Linked DNA regions of Homo sapiens: region 2 is linked to region 1. A link is an interaction called in ENCODE POLR2A ChIA-PET data of the cell type or tissue named here. Cell type or tissue: K562. All regions are shown on one strand. Links, peaks and the distances in the headings refer to the core of each region. The heading gives the core; the rest is flanking DNA. Region 1 has its middle 9.0 kb from the start of NPPC. Region 2 holds the start of MIR562 (microRNA 562).

Region 1 (4,398 bases), core at 212-4,211:
TGCTGTCCTCCTAAGTGCTCTTGTCCTGCGTATTTGCCTGCAAACAAAAAGCACAGCCCTCCGCTGTCAAGGCCAGCCCCTCCGCCTGTTGCTTTAGGATACAGCCATACAGCCAGTCCTCCCCTTTTACATCCAGACCTGAAGTCCTGCAACTGCTTCCTCAGCAGCGACTGGAATATGTTGTCCCAGCCAGGGATTTCCGCAGGAAAGCCCAGAAGGAGTGACAAATATTCAATAACTAACAGGAAGTGTTTTGACACCTCCAGAGATGGCCCAGGTGCTGTTATCTGAGAGCTTCCAGCCTTGGGCCTCTGTCCTGGCCTCCTTCCTCTCAGGGAGCCTCTAATCTCCAAGCTGCCTGGAGCACCTGTGGCTTCTCTCCCATCTGAGGTGACAACTGCCAGGGCCAGCTTGGAGAAACAGCGCCCAGGTGGGGCTCGCTGGAGTCCCGGTCCTCTCAAAACGGGCATCTCTGCAGTGCGGGAAGACATATCTTGATCATCTCTTGGCCTTTTAGCTAAGATCAATTGTAGAAGAGTCCCTGGGAAACGCCACGGGGCTGGACAGGCCAGAGCACAGCAGAGGCAAAGAGAGTTTCGGGGGCTGGAGGGCCTCGTTCCCTTTCCAGCAGCACAGCCATTGGGGGAGGCAGGGGGCCCACAGGGAGGAGTCGCTGGGCATGCCTGGTCCCTGGTGCCGCAGCTGTTGACATGTGGGAACCCTGGCCCAGCAGCACTAGGCCCAGGAAGCCTACCTTGGGCCCCCACACACGCCTGGAGGAAAGGCCCAGTCTGTCAAGCCCATCTGAGGACATCACGTTGAGAGGCAGCGCCCGTGGGGCAGAGGTGGTGCACCTGCCATGGAGGCGGTGTGTGCCCTGGCGAGGTGGGGCGGTATCGCCAGGCCTACAGCAAGTGGTCTGGGAGCCTGCCTTCCCCACCAAACAAGCAAGAGGGCCTCCCCTGACAGTCATGACCTGCAAGGGTGGTGGGAGATAGGGCTCTGCACGGGTTGGGCGCCCTGGGGGTGATCAGAGAAGCCTCAATATCCAGACCCTGTTGGTGCCTTAGGAAGAGCCCTTAGCCTAGTCAGGAGAGTGGTAGGGGGAGGCTGAGTAGCCCCAACCCTCAGTTGTGAGGGGTAAGTGGGGAAGAAGCATCAGTGGGGGGCCCATCAGAAATGGGATTTGAGGCCTGGCATGGTGGTTCATGCCTGTAATCCCAGCATGTTGGAAGGCCGAGGTAGGCGGATCGCTTGAGGCCAGGAGTTCAAGACCAGCCTGGGCGACAGGGCAAAACCCCATCTCTACAAAAAATACAAAAATTAGTTGGACAGGGTGGTGCCCACCTGTAGTCCCAGCTACTTGGGAGGCTGAGGTGGGAAGATCACCTGAGCCCAGATTGCACTACTGCACTCCAGCCTGAGTGGCAGTGAAACCTTGCCTCAAAAAAAAAAAAAAAAAAAAAAAACCCAGATTTGACTCCAATGGTTCACATGAAGAGCTTTAAGAAAGCGACAATTTCCAGAGTCGGGGCAGCTGAGAGAGAGGTGCCCAGTGGGAAGCCAGTTTCTTCCCTGGGGCCGAAGGGAGGGAGCTGTCTTCAGAGCTGAGCTGGGTGGGGTGTCATCTAGCAGGAGCTGTGCCATGGGGCAGAAGCTGTGCCATGGGGCAGGAGCTCCTGCAGGGATGTGGAATGAGAACGATCTCGGCTTCTTTCTCCCCTCCCTTCCAGCCTCCTGCTGGTGTGTCCAATTGGCTAGAACCCAAGCAGCAAGCGGGAGGGGCCAGGGCAGGCTGTGACCCACCAGCACAGGAGCGCCTTGGTTGAAGTGTCAGCCAGCAACTCCCTCTCACAGGGATAAGGCCAGGCAGCAGGGCAGGGGTGGATACCACCTCTCTAGAGGCAATTTCTTATCTTGGTTGCAGAAGACAAAAGTGACCACATCAGAAGTATGAGCGCAGCGTGACTAGCAGGTCTGATCCTGGGAGTGACCTCACATTTATAGCTGTAATGGGCTTGCCTTGTGGATCACTGGTCCTCCCTCCCTGCCCCAGAGAATGCCAGTTGACAATGTCCCCTCCCTGATGGCAGAGTGTCTGATGTTCTCTATCCGATCCTGGTCCAGGCCCTGGACAGATGCCATTTGTTGTCCAGTGAAGGGACAGAAGCAGAAATGTTTCCTGGCAAGCTCCAGTCAGTTCCTCTCCAGGGCAAACCAGCCCTAGAGCAGCCTGCCTCACCCCCAGCATCCCCACGGTCTACTCTGTCCTGTTCGAGAATTTCAGTTTGTTTTTCACACCTCTGATTCAATCTTCCACCACATTTTCTATCTCTTTGTAAGTTTTCTGTATCTGATCCTTTTCCCCTTTTGTCTTATCTGGTTCCCTTTTGATCTCACTGTTGCCTTTTCATTTTAGCTCCTGATTCACAGAGTCCACGTCCTCCCGCATCCAACATCGAATGTAGCAGTTTACTGAGACTTTCTTCTAGATCCTTTTGCAGATATATTTCAGAGATCTGTTCTCTGTGTATCCTGAAGGCATGCGTGAGCACCCCATCTCACCTGGCCATTTTTGTGATTTGCAATCTGTGTGCTTAGTTGGAGAAAGATGTTGGGAAAATGGCAGAATATCAGATGGCAGGAAAAGAGCCTGCCCATCTCAGGAAGCATGAGAGGAATGGCTGGCAGCCCACCAGTCCTGGGACTCTGAGTGGAGACCCCGAGAACGGAGAAGTGAATGCTTTTACTCATTCCTCATTGAGGCATTTGGTCCATGAACCAAAAGCCAAGGCAGGGTCAGCTGTTCCTCTACGGCTCCTTCTAGTCTCAGTTCCTCCTCTTCCTGACTTGGCAGTGTCTGTCGGTCTCACTCTGGAGTGTTGTGAGTTTGGGTCCACATCGATGCCTCCCTGCATGGAGCCCCCCTCCAAAAACAGCTTTGAGGCCAGGCGCAGTGGCTCACGCCTGTAATGCCAGCACTCTGGGAGGCCAAGGCAGGTGGATCACTTGAGGTCAGGAGTTCGAGATCAGCCTGGCCAACATGGCGAAAACCCATCTCTACTAAAAATACAAAAATTAGCTGGGTGGCACAGCTACTCGGGAGGCTGAGGCAGGAGAATTGTTTGAACCCGGGAACCTGAGGCTGCAGTGAGCCACGATCGTGCCACTGCACTCCAGCCTGGGCAACAGAACGAGGCTCTGTCTCAAAAAAAACAAAAAACGAAAAACAAAAAAAAAAACCAGCTTTGGAGCCAGAAACTGTTTAATAAATTACATTCCAATTTGTGAGGATGGGAAGTTCAACCATTTCATTAACTTTTTAATTATTTCAGCTATCAGAATATGCTTTTGTTTTATTTTGTTATTTTCTGTTTATTTTTGCATGTATATTACTTCATAATTTTATTTATATTGGTTTTAATTTTCTGAACCTTTTCTCAATGCTTAACTGAACACATTCCAGAGTATGACTGTATCGATATCCCAAAGTTTTGATATGTGGCAATTTCACTGTTCTTAGCTTCTAAATAGTCTATTGACCTATTTTTTTTCCATAACAAGTGGAGTTTAATTTTTGTTTAATTCGTATTATTAACTTTAGTACTACTGAGGTTGGTTCAGTGATTGTATACTTTCTGCTTTATTATTAATTCCTATGTTTTAATCAATTTTGTAACTAGCACACAGATAGTTTGAAAATATAAAGACCTACTAACACAGTTCAAAATTCCGTAAATATTTAATCCATTTTACCTTTTATATTACCATGGCCCAATCTTCTGACCCTGTTTTTGATTCACTGAAGACTGATAATGATGTTGGAAAATGCACTGTGACTTTTTTCCCATTTATCCTCACATTCATAGTTATATGGTTGTTATTCAGTACAGAAGGTTCAGTATTAACATATCTATTAGGAGATGGGGGGTTATGCTGTGCTAACAAGCCATCCCCAAAGCTCAGTGGCTTAAAATGCCAAAGGTTTGTTTCTTGCTCATGCCTGGAAGAGACCTAGATTTCAGCAAACAGGAGTCATGCCTGCACCCACGTAGCCTGCACTTAGAGTTCCTTCATTTTATGCCAAGTACTTCCCAGTAAATTCTGTTTTGTCTGATGTGAACATTATCAGCCCTATTTTATTTTTATTGGTGCTTGATATCTTTTCCCAAGCTTTGATCCTTTCCCTTCTTGTGTGTGGGTTTTTTAAAATTTAGGTGTATTTATAATATATTAGGTTAAAATATATGTAATTTGAAAAATTTTGCTTTTTATTAAGGAGGCCTAAGTTGTTCACACTATTGCTTATGCTTGGACCAATGTCTTCATCTTGATTTTGACTTTCTGTTTTTAAGGTTCTTTTACATTTTTTGTTCCATTTTACTTGTTTTCTGTAGA
Region 2 (4,398 bases), core at 129-4,128, 260 kb before region 1:
ATAAAGAACAAAAATCACAGGATTATCTCAACAGACAGAAAAACCATTTGACAAAATCCAACACTCTTCCATGAGAAAACCACTCAATAAATCAGGACTAGAAGGAAAAGCTTTCAGCTGATAGAGAGCATCTACAAAACCCCCAAAGCTTACATTACAATTAATATTGAAAGACTGGGCTGAGTGCTTAGCTCATATCTGTAATCCCAGCACTTTGGGAGGCCGGGGCGGGCAGATCACTTGAGCCTAAGAGTTCAAGAGCAGCCCGGGCAACACAGCAAAACCCTATCTCCACAAAAAATACAAAAATTAGCTGGGTTTGGTGGCACGCCCTGTTGTCCCAGCTACGTAAGAGGCTGAGCTGGGAGGATCACTTGAGCCTGGAATTGTGAGTTGTGACTGTACCACTGCACTCCAGCCTGGCAACAGAGCAAGACGCTGTCTCAAAACAAAAAAACAAAAAAAAAACTGAATGACTGAATGCTTTCCTTCCTCAAGATCAGGACAAGAGAGGCACACTTCCATTAATTCTATTCAACACTGTACAGAAGGTCCTAGCTTGAGTAACTGGATAACAAAAGGAAATAAAAGGCATCTAAATTAGAAAGGAAGAGGTAAAACTTCCCTATTTGCAGATGACATGAACTTCTAAATACAGGAAATTCCATGGTATCCACGAAAAACAGAGCTAACAATTTTTTTTTTTTTTTTTTTTTTTTGAGGTGGAGTCTCACTCTGTTACCCTGGCTGGAGTGCAGTGGCGTGATCTCTGCTCACTGCTGCCTCCACCTCCCAGGTTCAAGCGATTCTCCTGCCTCAGCCTCCTGAGTAGCTGGGATTACAGGCACCTGCCACCAAGCCTGGCTAATTTTTGTATTTTTAATAGAGACGGGGTTTCACTATGTTACCCAGGCTGGTCTCAAACTCCTGATCTCAAGTGATCCACCAGCCTTGGCCTCCCAAAGTGCTGAGATTACAGGCATGAGCCACCATGCCCGGCCAACAAATGATTTTTGTAAGGTTGCAGGATACCAGATATATATATAAATATAAAATGTATTTCTAAACATTAGCAATAAATAATTTGGAAATGAAATTAAGAAAACAATTTCATTTACAACAGCATCAAAAAGAATAAATATGTAGGATTAAATTTAACAAAGAAGCCTTGTATACTGAAAACTACAAAACATCATTGAAAGAAATTAAAGACCTAATTAATGGACAGACATCCCATGTTCATAGGTTGGAAGACTTAACAGTGTTAAGATGGAAATGCTCCCCAAACTGATCTACAGACTCAGAGCAATTCTTATGAAAATCCTGAGTGCCTCCTGAAATTGACAAGCTGATCCTAAAATATATATGGCAATGCAAAGAACCCAGAATAGTAGAAAAATCTGAAAGAAAAAAAAGCAAAGTTGGAAGAATCACACTTCTCAATTTCAAAACTTACTACAAAGTTACAATAATTTAGACAGTGTGGTACTGGCATAAAGACAAATATACAGATCAATGGAACAGAATTGAGAGTCCAGAAATAAACCAATACATTTATGGTCAAATAATTTTTGACAAGAAATGCCAAGACAATTTCATGAAGAAAGAATCATCTTGTCAACAAGTTTTTCTTATGGTGCTGAAACAACTGGTTATCCACAAGCAAAAAAATGAAGTTTGACCCATACCTCACACCATTTACAAAGATTAACTAAAAATGGATCATAAATATAACAACTAACAGTATAAAGTTCATAGAAGAAAACTTATGTTGGCCAGGCACGGTGGCTCATGCCTATGATCCCAGCACTTTGGGAGGCTGAGGCTGGTGGATCACTTGAGGTCAGGAGTTGGAGACCAGCCTGCCCAGCATAGCAAAACCCCATCTCTATAAAAACACAAAAAAATTGGCAGGGTGTGGTGATGGGTGCCTGCACTCCCAGCTACTTGGGAGGCTGAGGCAGGAGAATCGCTTGAACCAGGGAGGCAGAGGTTGCAGCTGAGCTCGCACTACTGCACTCCAGCCTGGATAACAGAGACGCCATCTCAAAACAAACAAACAAAAAGAAAACATATGTCTAACTCTTTGTGATCTTCGCCAATGGTTTTTATAGATATGACACCAAAAACACAAGCAACCAAAGAAAAAACAGACTAAACGGGTCTTCATCAAATTTTGAAACTTTGTGCTTCTAAGAACACCATCAAGAAAGTGCAAGATAGCCAGCCCACAAGTAGGAGAAAATATCTGCAAATCATATATCTGATAAATGACCAGTGTTTGGAATACAGAAACTACACTTATAGCTCAACAATAGAAAGGCAATCCATTTTAAAAATGGCAAAGGATCTGAATAGATACTATCTGAGTAGATTTTTCTTCAAAGAAAATATACAAATGACCAATAAGCACATCAAAATACATTCAGTCTCATTAGTCATGACAGAAATGCAAATCAAAACCACAATGAGATACTACCCCACACCTACAATGATGGCTATAATCACAAATACAGATAACAAGTGTTAGGATATGGAGCAACTGAGACCCTCATACATTGCCACAGGGAGTGCAAATGGTACAGCTACTTTGAAAAACAGTTTCACAATTACTCTAAAAGTAGACTGACCATATGACCTAGCAATTTCACTCCTAGGTGTATACCCAAAATAACTGAATGTCCACACCAAAACCTGTACACAAATATTCATAGCAGCATTATTCATAATAGTCAAGCTGGGGAATCAACCCAAATGTCCATCAACTAATGAATAAACAAAATGTGAAATATCCATACAACAGAATATTATTCAGCTATAAAATGGAATTACGTTCTGATATATTTAACAACATGGATGAACCTTGAAAACATTATGTCAAGTAAACCACGTCAGCTACCAAAGGCAACTTGCTGTATGACTCCATTTATATGAAATGTTCAGAACAGGGAAATCCACAGAGACTGAAAACTGATGAGTAGTTGTGAGAAGCTGGGGGGAGAGGGAATGAGGAGTGACTGCTAATGGAATTGATTTTTGGGGTGACAAAAATGTTCTGGAATTAGATAGTGGTGATGGTTCAACAAATCTACCAATATACGAGAAACCACTGAATTTAAAATGATTAATTTTGTGGTATTTGAATATCTCAATATAAAAAACAGACTTTGCCACCCTGACATTTAGTTATCTCTATACTCCAGTTTATTCCAAATCTTAGACCATCTATACCACAAAATGAAATTTTTAAATATCATTATAGTATAATTTCCAAACAGATTTTATTTAGAAGATGTAGAAATTATCTTTCCCATGCACTCATATTTCTACAGTGCTATAAAAATATTTCTAGGGAATAAATTCAAATATTGTCTTTTGCCAGTAGGCATTTTTCCTCCTGGTTCAGACAAAAATCTATTGATCTTTGAGTATTTGTCTTTTCTGAGAGTGGTGCTATTTATCAACATGAATTTTATGGGCTGATGAAGTACTAAATACTTACAATTAAGAAGGTCCAGTTGTGTATCTACTTTAGGGCCCATTCATCCTGGTTACTATCTATGCATTTCTTGTAATTTCACAGTGAGTTGGGATTTACATGAAAGGAATACTACTGCCAGGAGTTTCAAATGACAATGACAGCTTCCCCATTTGATGCCAAACAATTTAATCTTGCTTCCCTCCAGCTAAGGGAAGAAGGGGTTCCCTTGGCCATCGAAGAACTGAGATTTAAAGCACAACCCTTGAATTTCCTGCGTAATTATCTTTCCTGGGTGGTCCATGGTGGGGCACAGTTGATAGTTATTTGTCAGATAAATGCGGCAGACAATCACTGATGGGATACCATTTTCTTTCAAATCCAAGAATGAGACAGCTCTAAATAACTCAGAAAAGACATTTCAAATACAGAGTCATGCTCTGTTAGAGCTAGAGGGGTTTGAAATACCTAGTTCAGAAAGTTGCAAAATGTATTCTAAGGAATACTAGTTCCACAAGATAATCCATGAGAAGAAACTCTAAGAAATCTATTAACACACTGTTTTCCAAAAATACTTGCCCACAGATCCTTTTTCTGCATGACACCTATTCATGACCTAGTAACATGTTTTGAAAAATCCTAATCTGGTCAAAAATCCATTTCACAAAAGATAAAATTGCTCACGGCTCTCCACTTCCCCAGATTTAACTGGTTTGCCTAAAATCACCTAGCTAGGCCCTGGGGAGAACTAGGACTAACTTCCAGCGCTCCTTCAATGCTACCACACTGTCTTACCAGGGGAACCTTCTTCTAAAGGCAATTTAATCATATTGGACTTCCTGATGAACAGCAAGATCATTAGTCATTTAATGTTAGTTATGTTTGAAAGCTTTCCCACAAAAGGGTTGACCTGAAAGAGG

Evidence for each region. ChIA-PET counts read pairs that join two places held together with the same protein. Peaks named below come from ENCODE experiments on the same cell type or tissue, not always from the same donor. Only the 100,000 strongest peaks of a DNase experiment are listed, where the experiment ranks them.
Region 2: POLR2A ChIA-PET joins it to region 1 with 6 read pairs; 2 of 35 experiments call an interaction of 5 or more read pairs at or near these places.

The regions. Positions count from the first base shown.
Region 1 is chr2:231,915,210-231,919,607 of GRCh38, reverse strand. No RefSeq gene overlaps it. Among named protein-coding and RNA genes, the nearest start is that of NPPC, 9.0 kb to the left of the region's middle. In K562, for the core only: no CTCF peak of the experiment used is centred there; a DNase peak (open chromatin) is centred at 1,917; H3K27me3 peaks cover 1,029 bases.
Region 2 is chr2:232,170,907-232,175,304 of GRCh38, reverse strand. All of the region lies in intron 9 of DIS3L2 (DIS3 like 3'-5' exoribonuclease 2), which reads right to left. It overlaps MIR562 (microRNA 562), which reads right to left and starts at 2,652; the gene lies at 2,558-2,652. In K562, for the core only: no CTCF peak of the experiment used is centred there; no DNase peak of the experiment used is centred there.